Regions from separate parts of the Homo sapiens genome. Here region 1 is linked to region 2. Evidence: chromatin loops called from intact Hi-C (ENCODE). Cell type or tissue: ascending aorta. All regions are shown on one strand. Links, peaks and the distances in the headings refer to the core of each region. The heading gives the core; the rest is flanking DNA. Region 1 overlaps KIF13A (kinesin family member 13A). Region 2 has its middle 56 kb from the start of KIF13A.

Evidence for each region. A loop is a pair of places that touch in the nucleus more often than their neighbours do. Peaks named below come from ENCODE experiments on the same cell type or tissue, not always from the same donor. Only the 100,000 strongest peaks of a DNase experiment are listed, where the experiment ranks them.
Region 1: it touches region 2 in a loop (2.8-fold over the local background); 1 of 110 quality-filtered maps calls a loop at or near these places.

What each region holds. Positions count from the first base shown.
Region 1 is chr6:17,965,390-17,970,768 of GRCh38, forward strand. All of the region lies in intron 2 of KIF13A (kinesin family member 13A), which reads right to left. Among named protein-coding and RNA genes, the nearest start is that of KIF13A, 20 kb to the right of the region's middle. In ascending aorta, for the core only: no CTCF peak of the experiment used is centred there; no DNase peak of the experiment used is centred there; H3K4me3 peaks cover 633 bases; H3K27ac peaks cover 4,894 bases.
Region 2 is chr6:18,040,574-18,045,952 of GRCh38, forward strand. No RefSeq gene overlaps it. Among named protein-coding and RNA genes, the nearest start is that of KIF13A, 56 kb to the left of the region's middle. In ascending aorta, for the core only: a CTCF peak has its summit at 2,806; DNase peaks (open chromatin) are centred at 1,358 and 2,838; H3K4me3 peaks cover 1,240 bases; H3K27ac peaks cover 5,000 bases.

The sequences.
Region 1 (5,379 bases), core at 197-5,196, 75 kb before region 2:
GAATAAGGCTTTTGTTGTATATGATTCAAATCTCCTACAGACCATTTTAATAACCAGTATTTCAATAATTATTGAGAGAAACTCAGAGTTCACATGCAGAAATGGTTCTCCAATCCTTACAAGATTTCACATAGCTTTTACTGAGTCAAAAGTTCCATTCTCTTTTTAGCAGCAGGAAGGAAAATAAATTATTACAAGTGACTCAAAACAAAGCAATTTAACTGTGCTTCATTAGTGAGATGTTTTCAGAGCATAGCAATAAAGATATGTGTGATGTTAAATCTCATTACTTATCCAGTGGCTTTATTAACAGGGTTGATCTTGACCTTGTTAATTTATGTTTGTCTTTTTGGTGATAGATAACACATTATCTTTAGTCATAATTTTAGATTAAGGAATAACCACAAACTCATCAAATTATTTGCTTGTAAAATTAAAAAGACGTACAATCTTTATTTATTTCTCAAATAAGTAGGTGGTTGGATAAAAGTAAGGCTAAAATGGGGCCGGGCGTGGTGGTTCACGCCTGTAATCCCAGCACTTTGGGTGGCTGAGGCAGGCGGATCACTTGAGGTTAGGAGTTCACTTGAGGTCAGGAGTTTGAGACCAGCCTGGCCAATATGGCAAAACCCCATCTCTACTAAAAATACAAAAATTAGCTGGATGTGATGGCGTGTGCCTATAATTCCAGCTAGTGAGGAGGTTGAGGCATGAGAATTGCTTGAACCCGGGAGGCAAAGGTTGCAGTGAGCGAAGATTGTGTCACTGCACTCCAGCCTGGGTGACAGAGTGAGATTCTGTCTCAAAACAAACCAAAAGTAAGGCTAAAATGAAAATTGTCAAAGTCAACTCATAAAAATTATGTGTATGTATGCGTTATTTTTTATGTGTGCTATTTTTTATTTTATTTTTATTTCCATCTCTAAAGTGGCCTAACATAGCAACCTTAGTACCCATGAGAATACCCTAGTATACCCATTAGAATTTGTCTCTAATGTCCTTTTCCTCTAAAGGGACTTAATATCTTGAAACAGTTAATATTCAAGACTCTGAATTTTTTTTTTTTTTTTTTTTGACAGTGAGCAGGATTCTTTCAAAAGTTCTGAAAAAAAAAAAAAACCCATGATTTAGAAGACTTTTAATGGTCAAGTATGACAATCTGAGCACTAACAAGAAAGGAGGGGTGAATAAATATAGAGTGTCTCCTAGATCTAATCCCAACACAACACAGTGCTTGATGGTTTCAACATGGATCGGTATGGATTCACTTGACCACATCCTTCCCATCAGATAGTTTTGAGAAATGTATCAAAAATTGTTTTTATTGTTAACATCATTATGTGTCTCACTACTTCAGCTTCATCCTTCTGTCTTATGATTCTTATTATTGCACGAACAATAATAACACACACTAAGAAAAATATCTAACATTTTTTGAGTATTTGCTGTAAATACTCAAAGCGTATTATTTATTTTACATGAAGTTGGAAATTAAAGCACAGTGAGGTTAAGCAGCGTGCCCAAAATCACCCAGCTGGGAAGTGCAGGTCCAGGCTGAGGGAACCTGGACTCCAGAGGTAATGCTCCTAATACTGCTTCCTTAATTAGGGAAAGAAAATACCAAATATTCCAGCAGTACCTAACTTGATTTAGTAGACACTCTATTCCCTTTTGGTATTATGCACTTTCTCAGGGGAAAAGTAATCCGAGGAGATAAAAACTTTGGTGAAGGAAAATGTTAAAGATAAAGCAAAACAGAAAATTTCAACAAGGCAGAACTTTGTCTTGGACTAAACATTCAGCTGAACCTAGTGCTGTAAATTTTTAGATAGTGCTACCGCCTCAAGGCAATATGCAATTGCTGTGTTTTCATAATCTTAAAAACTCAGTAGTTATTCACTCAGTGGTATAAACTACCAAGCACAGAAAAAGGAAAATGCATCACAATGTTAAAAGAATGAGTAAACTGTATTTTACCTCTAATATCTTATATTTTCAAAGTGTTCAACAGTGAATGGGCATCACATTTATAATTAGAAAAAAGCTATATTAAAAACAAAGTTCTTATGAATAAAGAAAGAGAGAACTCATCTTATGCTCAATCACTCAAGGATGGAAAACTAAACTTCTCTAGGGCAGAGAAAACTATCCGAAGTCTTTCTGGAAGACTGCACGTGTCAGGAGCAGAGATGCCTGGTTATCCATTTCCATAGTCATGATGCCCCCACACACAGACTGCTATCAGCAACAACTTTGTATAAGCTGCTCCCCATCTTTTACTCTCCAAAGGAAAGACCTGCAGTGTTAGGTTTCCTCCTGCTCCCAACTGCCCAGCCACTGAGCCATCTGCCTTCCTGCTCTGATTTCTGAACCAAGAAGGCTCAACCATGGGACTAGGACCCGCTGATGTTTGACAATCACTGTGAGATGCATCACAAGTAACTTGTTAATAAGGTGCTCATTAAGTAAGTCTGTAAAAGCTTACTTAATAAAGTCTGTGAAGGTCTTAATAAATGCTTAATAAAGCCTGCAAATGGCTTATTTAAAAATATAAATAAAAACAGGTTCAAAGCTATCCCCTGTAGACTGCCATTTTCACATGACTTCCATTCCAATGTACATTCTTGGACGGCATACTGAGAATTGCCCACAATGCTGAGAACCCCTGGGGGACTGACAAACGTAGGCATATTATTTGACATGTGTGCTGCAGTGGGGAACAAAAAAATGTTGAAAACTGCCACAAGAGTAAGCAGAAGCTGCAGCATCAACCCAATGGCCAATTAGGAACCAGAGAACGAGAAGAACCCAGAGATCCCCGCTTACTCACCAGGAGAAAGAAGAGTAAGCAGGCCAGCAGCCCTGCCACTCACAGGGCTGTCCCAGATTCACAGGCAATGGACTCCAGGTGGAGCTGGAGGAAGAGGCCCTGGCAATCTACCAGTACCTCTCCTTTCTCTCAATTCTTTCACTCCAGTCCTCTCTCCCTATGACAACAGGAGGAACAGCTTCTCATGCTGACTCACAAGAATGCCCAACTACATCAGGTTGGTGTAGGGTCCATTCATCCAGTCTGGGACCACACACCACCTCTGGGTGTATAGCTCTGGCAGTACAGGAAATGAAACATCCCGACCTCACAACTTTGCCTAGGATAGAATTCTCTTCCACTAGTTACCTGCATAGAATCTGCAGCTAATGCTGCTCCATAGGTTGTGCAGTGAACATTAAAAATGTGAACTTTGTCAAAGACTGGTGACCTCCTGGCTGGACCAACCATTACTTATCTCATGTAGTCCTAAGCAGCTACAGCCTCTGCCTGTCAGCCAAAGGCAGTAGCAGCCAAAGCTGTAAGGGTCCAGAGCTACATTTGTACTGCCATTACCCCCAAAAGCCACATGACAGCACAAAGGCTATCATTATGTAACAATTTAATGCAGAAATTAGAGGTCTCAGAGGGCCCAGACTAGAAGCACTAGAACCACCAGTGATGTGACAGACACAACCTGAGGACTTTCTACCCACAGACTCATCTACCTAGGCACAGCTCTTATAATAAAAGTCTATATCCATATCTTTCATTATATTCAACTATAAAACATCTACATCAGGTTGGTGTAGGGTCCACTCATCCAGTCTGGGACCACACACCACCTCTGGGTGTATAGCTCTGGCAGTACAGGAAATGAAACATCCAAGGCACTTACTATGTACAAGGCATGTGCCAGCTGCTTCGAGAAAGGAAGAGGGAAGAAACAAAAGACAAATAAGACAAGGGGCTCTGCTCTCAAGGAGTTTGCAGTCTAGAGGGTATGATAAGCCATTTGTACAGATTCTTCACGGACATTGAACTGGTCACTGTCTTTATTCAGAGCAATAAGTTTTGACCACACGGCTGGAGGCTCTACCTCCAATCGTGATATCTTCTGCTTTGTACTCTAGTTATTGGGGGCTGGCCCTTTGCCATCTTAGACATAGTATATACTCACTAAATGTTTGTTGTACTACTTAATTATATTTATATTAATTGGATATAAAGTTACTAGGCTTTAGTTAGCATAGGGGATTCATAGACTGCCAATACTACTTAGTCGTAAATGATTTCTGAGGAAATGACTGGCTGAAGCTAGTGACACACTGTGTTCAATAATATTAGGTTTCTATACTTTTATTTTTCTTCCTGAGGCAACTGACTTTATTATCCCCATACTTATGCTGGGGACTCTTGTTCCAGGGTTTACCATCCTGGAGAGGATGAACTTGAGGGCTTCTCTGTTAAAATTCAGAATAGAGAAATATTTTTACTTGCATATCTGGTTCTCTGGCATCCCTTACATGAATATATTTTACCCCAGAACTGTTTACTTGGGAAATCTTTTGGTTTTTGGCATTCATTTACTGACCCACTAAAATTTGGAAAATATATTTAGGATATTTAACAGAAGCATTCTAGTTTCCTTTGAATTTATTATTTTCTTTTAAAAAGTTTTAAAATATACCATACAAACCTAAATGCCTGTGTATTTACTTGTGTTTTCTTTTTTTTTTTTTGAGACGGAGTCTCGCTCTTTCACCCAGGCCGGAGTGCAGTGGCGCGATCTCGGCTCACTGAAAGCTCTGCCTCCCGGGTTCACGCCATTATCCTGCCTCAGCCCCGCAAGTAGCTGGGATTACAGGCGCCCGCCACCACGCCCGGCTAATTTTTTGTATTTTTAGTAGAGACAGGGTTTCACCGTGTTAGCTGGGATGGTCTCGATCTCCTGACCTCGTGATCCGCCCGCCTCAGCCTCCCAAAGTGCTGGGATTACAGGCGTGAGCCACCGCGCCCGGCCGTGTTTTCTTAAATAAGGGATTCATGCATGCTTTCTTAGAACAGTTTTTGATCCATTTATTCAATTTAAGTTTTTGTGTATAGAAATACATAAAAGCAGGCCGGGCATGGTGACTCATGCCTGTAATCCCAAAATTTTGGTAGGCCAAGGCGGTGGGGATCACTTGAGGCCAGGAGTTTGAGACTAGCCTGGTCAACATGGTGAAACCCTGTCTCTACTAAAAATACAAAAATTATATATATATATCAGGATGCTGAGAGAGGAGATCCAATGGCAGTGTGAAAGTAACTAGATTTCAGATCGCTTACATGCTTCCAGCAATTTGCCTGCTTCAATTACCAGGTAGTTTTCTTTTCTCTTTCCTTTTCTTTTCTCCCCTAACCCCCTTCTTTATTAATCTTAATGCAATATTTGACTTAAATATCTGCGTCCTGGATAGGCCTGGCCATGAGTGTTAATGACATGCACCTCCTTTTCCCTAATCCTCTTACTGAATTCTTTCTAGGGATGTTAGTGATAGGCTCAGATAGGAGTACTGAACAGACAT
Region 2 (5,379 bases), core at 319-5,318:
GTGGATTGCCTGAGCTCAGGAGTTCGACACCAGCCTGGGCAACATGGTGAAACTCCATTTCTACTAAAATACAAAAAATGGGCTGGGCGCAGTGGCTCACACCTGTAATCCCAGCACTTTGGGAGGCCGAGGCAGGCAGATCATGAGGTCAGGAGATCAAGACCATCTTGGCTAACACAGTGAAACCCCATCTCTACTAAAAAAATACAAAAAAATTAGCCAGGCGTGGTGGCAGGCGCCTGTAGTCCCAGCTATTGAGAAGCTGAGGTAGGAGAATGGCATGAACCCAAGAGGCTGAGCTTGCAGTGAGCCAAGATCGCACCACTGCACTCCAGCCTGGGCGACAGAGTGAGACTCTGTCTCAAAAAAAAAAAAAAAAAAACCCAAAAACACAACAACAACAACAACAAAACTTAGCCAGGTGTGGTGGCGTATACCTGTAGTCCCAGCTACTCAGCAGGCTGAGGAGAAGAATTGTTTGAACCTGGGAGGCAGAGGTTACAGTGAGCTGAGATCGCACCACTGCCCTCCAGCCTGGGCTACAGAGCTAGACTCTGTCCCTCCCACCAAAAAAAAAACCCAAAAGACAGTTGTTAAACCGTTAAACCAATTTCTTCCCAAATCAAACAGCTAGAAAGGAGGGGGATGTCAGAGTTGGGACTCCTTTCTAATATGGAAGTTCATGTGCTTTTCACTGAGCAATTTGTTCCTTGTGTTCTCTCTAATAGGCCTGAAGATGTGCATTACATTAAGAATTTACATTTAAGAATATAACATTTACAGAAGATAAAAAAAATTTTTTTAAATACACTGATGTACACTTTTTGCTTTAAAAAAAAAGATGGATATGCGGAAATTTGTAGCCTGATTGTTGACTAAGTTGAGGAATCTTTTGCTATGTAAGAAAATAAATTCCACAGTTCAGTGGGTTAGATACACAATTTTTGGATTTGACAGCTAAAATTATTTGTTCCCTCTGAATGCTGGTTTTTTTTTTTAAGTGCTTTTCTTGGCTTGGTATAACTGGCCTCTATTATTAATGTCCACATTCACTTTTGGACTAATATTTCATTCTTAGGCAAACCAATGTCATTAAAATAGAAGAAAGAGCTCTTATAGAGGCTCTACTCTGCTCCCCAGGTATCAAAGAAGGGCATCTTCAAGAGGGAAATTAGAGTGAGAATTCAGAGAATTGAAAAAGTGAGGAAAGTATAAGGGAAGAGTTTCTCAATCTTTTTTTTTTTTTTTTTTTTTTTTTTTTGAGATGGAGTTTCGCTCTTGTTGCCCAGGCTGGAGTGCAATGGCGCAATCTCAGCTCACTGCAACCTCCGCTTCCTGGTTCAAGTGATTCCTGCCTCAGCCTCCCAAGTAGCTGGGATTACAGGCACGTGCCACCACGTCTGGCTAATTTTTTGTATTTTTAGTAGCGATGGAGTTTCACCATGTTGGCCAGGCTGGTCTTGAACTCCTGACCTCAGGTGATCCACCTGCCTCAGCCTCCCAAAGTGTTGAGATTACAGGCGTGAGCCACCGTGCCTGGCCAGTTTCTCAATCTTTTTAAACCTTTGCCCTCTTAGATAAAACTGCACTTCAACTTCACACATGCTCCATCCTCACCCAGCTGAGATTCTGACATAGATTTCCAGGGTCATATCATCCTCAGTGGTTTGCTGCCAGCCAAGATTCATGAAACTTCACATTTGGCACTTTGTATTACTTTAAAATTTTCCAGTAGAAGTTTGTGTTAGGATATTTAACATGGCTTTTTGAATGACACTCCACCTCTGCCTCTCCAGTCCTGCAACAAAGAGAGCACTTCTCTTCCTTTGTCATTTTCCCTGTGGTCTCTTAGGACACGCTAGGTCCCCTGCTTCTCTTCTTATATCCTCTCCTCTCCCCAAGGGGAGTTTCTTCTGCATATTCATAGTTTCTGCTCCTTCTTTTCCTTGGCTTGGCCATCCTGGACACAAACCTAGTTGTGATGGCAGCACACTCCATGGAGCTGGTGAGAGCCCCACCCCTTCTGAGTTGGGACAGGAGCTCCCCGGGTGCTGCTATAGCCGCCCAATGCAGCTGCAGACCCAGGCCTCCTGCTCTACAGAGCAGGCAGGAACCCCACTCTCCTGGGTGGGGCTACAGGAACCCAAACTGTAGCTGTGGATTCATCTGAGCCTCCCTGTGCTCTTGGGGGAGGGCTGGCAGCAGGCAGGATCTGCCTTTCTGGGTGAGGGTGTGGCTGCAGCCACCCTCCTAGATGCGGGAGCCAGGTGTCTCTGCAGCCTGCACCCTCAGCAGCCCCAGGAAGGACCCCCTCCGCTGCCCTGAGCCACCCACTCCTCTGAGCTGTTCTAACACTAAATAAAACTCTTCTTCTCCACCCTGCGCTTGTCTGTGTACCTCATTCTTCCTAGATGCAGGGTGAGAACTCGGGCAAAGGTGCTTCGGCCGCAGAGGTTTCCCACCAGAAAAATTGACACCCCAGAGATCCTGTAACACTTGGACATCAGTGTCTGCATCCTTTTGTTTTCTGTTCTTTCTCCTGCTAAGTGACCCCTTTTCTTGTTACTTTTCCATTCAAGCTGCTGGCAGAAAGAAGCTGTCTGGCCATGTTCAGGCTAGAAGTCACAGTCAGCTCATACCTGCCTAGGTCAGAGGCTCCATCCGGTCCCACATCCATAAGAGGCTGGTGGAAAACATGCTGCCTAACCCCACCACTTTGACAAGTGGATGTCAGTGGGCAGGGCCCATGGAGCCTGCTCAGCAGAGCACTGTTGTTCCTGGAGGCCATGCTGACTGCAGCAGTCAAGGCTTTAGCTGCTTTACCAGTGCTCCCCTCCAGAGCTCCGTGGCAGGGTGAGTCATGCTGTGGGAATCTCACACTGGAAATGGCCAAAAAGCTTCTATTTGCTTCAGTGTTAGTTTCTTTCTTTCTTTTTTTTTTTTTTTGAGATGGAATCTTACTATGTCACCCAGGCTGGAGTGTAATGACTCGATCTTGGCTCACTGCAACCTCCGTCTCCTGGGTTCAAGCAATTCTCCTGTCTCAGCCTCCTGAGTAGCTGGGACTACAGGAGCCTGCCACCACACCCAGCTAATTTTTTGTATTTTTAGTAGAGACGGGGTTTCGCCTTGTTGGTCAGGCTGGTCTCGAACTCCTGACCTCAGATGATCCACCTGACTCGGCCTCTCAAAGTTCTGGGATTATAAGCATGAGCCACCACGCCTGGCAATGTTAGTTGGTTAGCCTGAGGAAACTGACACTTTTCTGAGGGGTAGCTAGCATGGCAAGAAATTAAATGAGCATTCTTCTTCTTCTTTTTTTTTTTTTTTTTTGAGACGGAGTCTTGCTCTGTTGCCCAGGCTGGAGTGCAATGGCGTGGTCTAGGCTCACTGCAACCTCTGCCTCCCAGGTTCAAGCTATTCTTCTGCCTCAGCCTCCCGAGTAGCTGGGACTACAGGTGTCTGTCACCGCGCCTGGCTAATTTTTTTTATTTTTAGTAGAGAGGGGGTTTTCACCATGTTCGCCAGGCTGGTCTCGAACTCCTGACCTCAAGTGATCTGCCTGCCTCGGCCTCCCCAAGTGTTGGGACTACAGGTGGGAGCCACCGCTCCCAGCCAAAATGAACATTCTTTAATATTGCTATGACCTTAAATCCTCATCTGGTATTCCTTACTGTGATAAGGTGGGGGCCAGCTGGGCCACCACATATAGCTGTGTAGGTTGTGACTTGCGCAACTCCAGGCCGTCCCTTTTCACATTAGCATCTATACCCTAGCCTTACTTTTATCCCCCAGGCCATTCCTACTTTTCCAGCCACATGGAAGAGAGAACATAAGCAAAAAAGAAGTCTCATCCTTCTCCTCGTTCCTCCCATTGAAAGGTCCTTCTCCCTTACATGCACCACGTGGCCCATTGCATGCTCTCTGTGCTGTGAGTGTGTCCTGGGCCTAGAGTAAAAAACGTTTCGTTTTTGGAAGTGAATTAAGGAAGTGCGCTCGAGTGGCTTCTTGACTTTAGTATCTGGGAAAGTTATCTTCCTAGAGGTGATGAAGGTGCTAAAAAGCAAAGTGGAAGATATGTGGATAACATACCTGACATGCTTTTAGCCCTGCCAGCCCTGACATAGGAACAATCACATTACCATTAATGTGAGGACAAGCAGCCTGAATCAGTGTGGCCCAGGATAGACATGACCTAATTTGGAAGCTAAAATGTTGTTTTACAAAAAGGCCTGAGGCTCTCGTATCCCTCCTCTCCAGCATCGTCAGTTCCTTTAGAAAAGAGAAAGGCAAAGGTTGATGGGAATGCTAGTGGAAATGGAATCAGGTTAGCCTGGAAAGAATTCTATGCTTCCTTTGCACTATTTTATGTACAGTATCTGTGTCTGTTTGGTTGACAACAAGGAAGGAAGTTGCTTCTCCCTATTATTCCTTATCAGTTCACATGTCTCTGTTCCCTGAACATTCCCAGTACTTTCTGCCTCAGCTATAAAGTTCTCTGCTTTGAATTCTGCCATATTCAATGCTTAGCAAAATACAATACAAAATTCTTTGAATTCTGCTAATTCAATGCTTAGCGAAAATGTAAAAAACTTTTTTAGTATAAAATCTTAAAAAGTACTCAATACTACTTAAAAAAGAGAGAAAATAGAATAGTATAATAATATCATACGTCCAGTAGTGGGTTGAAAATGTTATGCCCATGTCCTGATGCTGAAAATTTATGAATGTGACTTTATTTGGAATGAAGGTCTTTGCAGATATAATTAAAGATCTGACAATGAGATCATCCTGAATTATCTAGTGGGCTCTAAATTCAATGATAAGCATTCTTATAAGAGACAGAAGCAGAGAAGACACAGACACAGAAGAGAAGGCCATGTGATCACGAGAAATGGATTGGAGTTATGAGCCCGAGCCCATGGCCAAGAACCCTTGAGGCCACCAGAAGCTGGAAGAGGCAGGAAGGATTCTCCCTTAGAGCCTTCAGAGGGAGCAAGACCCTGTTTTGATTTCAGACCTCTGGCTTCCAGAACTGTGAGACAATAAGTTTCTGTTGTTGTAAGCCCCCCAATTTGAGGTAATTTGTTACAGCAGCCTCAGGAAATGAATACATCATCACCTAGATTCAAATTCACTATTTTGCCACATTTGCTTTACTTCTGTCTCCCTCCCTCACTCCCTCCTTCCCTCCCTCCCTCCCTTCTTCCCTTCCTTTTTTCCTTCCTTCCTTCCTTCCTTCCTTCCTCCCTCCCTCCCTCCCTTCCCCCCTCCCTTCCTTCCCTTTCTTAATGAAGTGTTTTAAAGCAAATTCCTAGTATTATATAATTTAACTCCTATATACATCTACATATATCTCAGAATTTACAAGCATTTAAA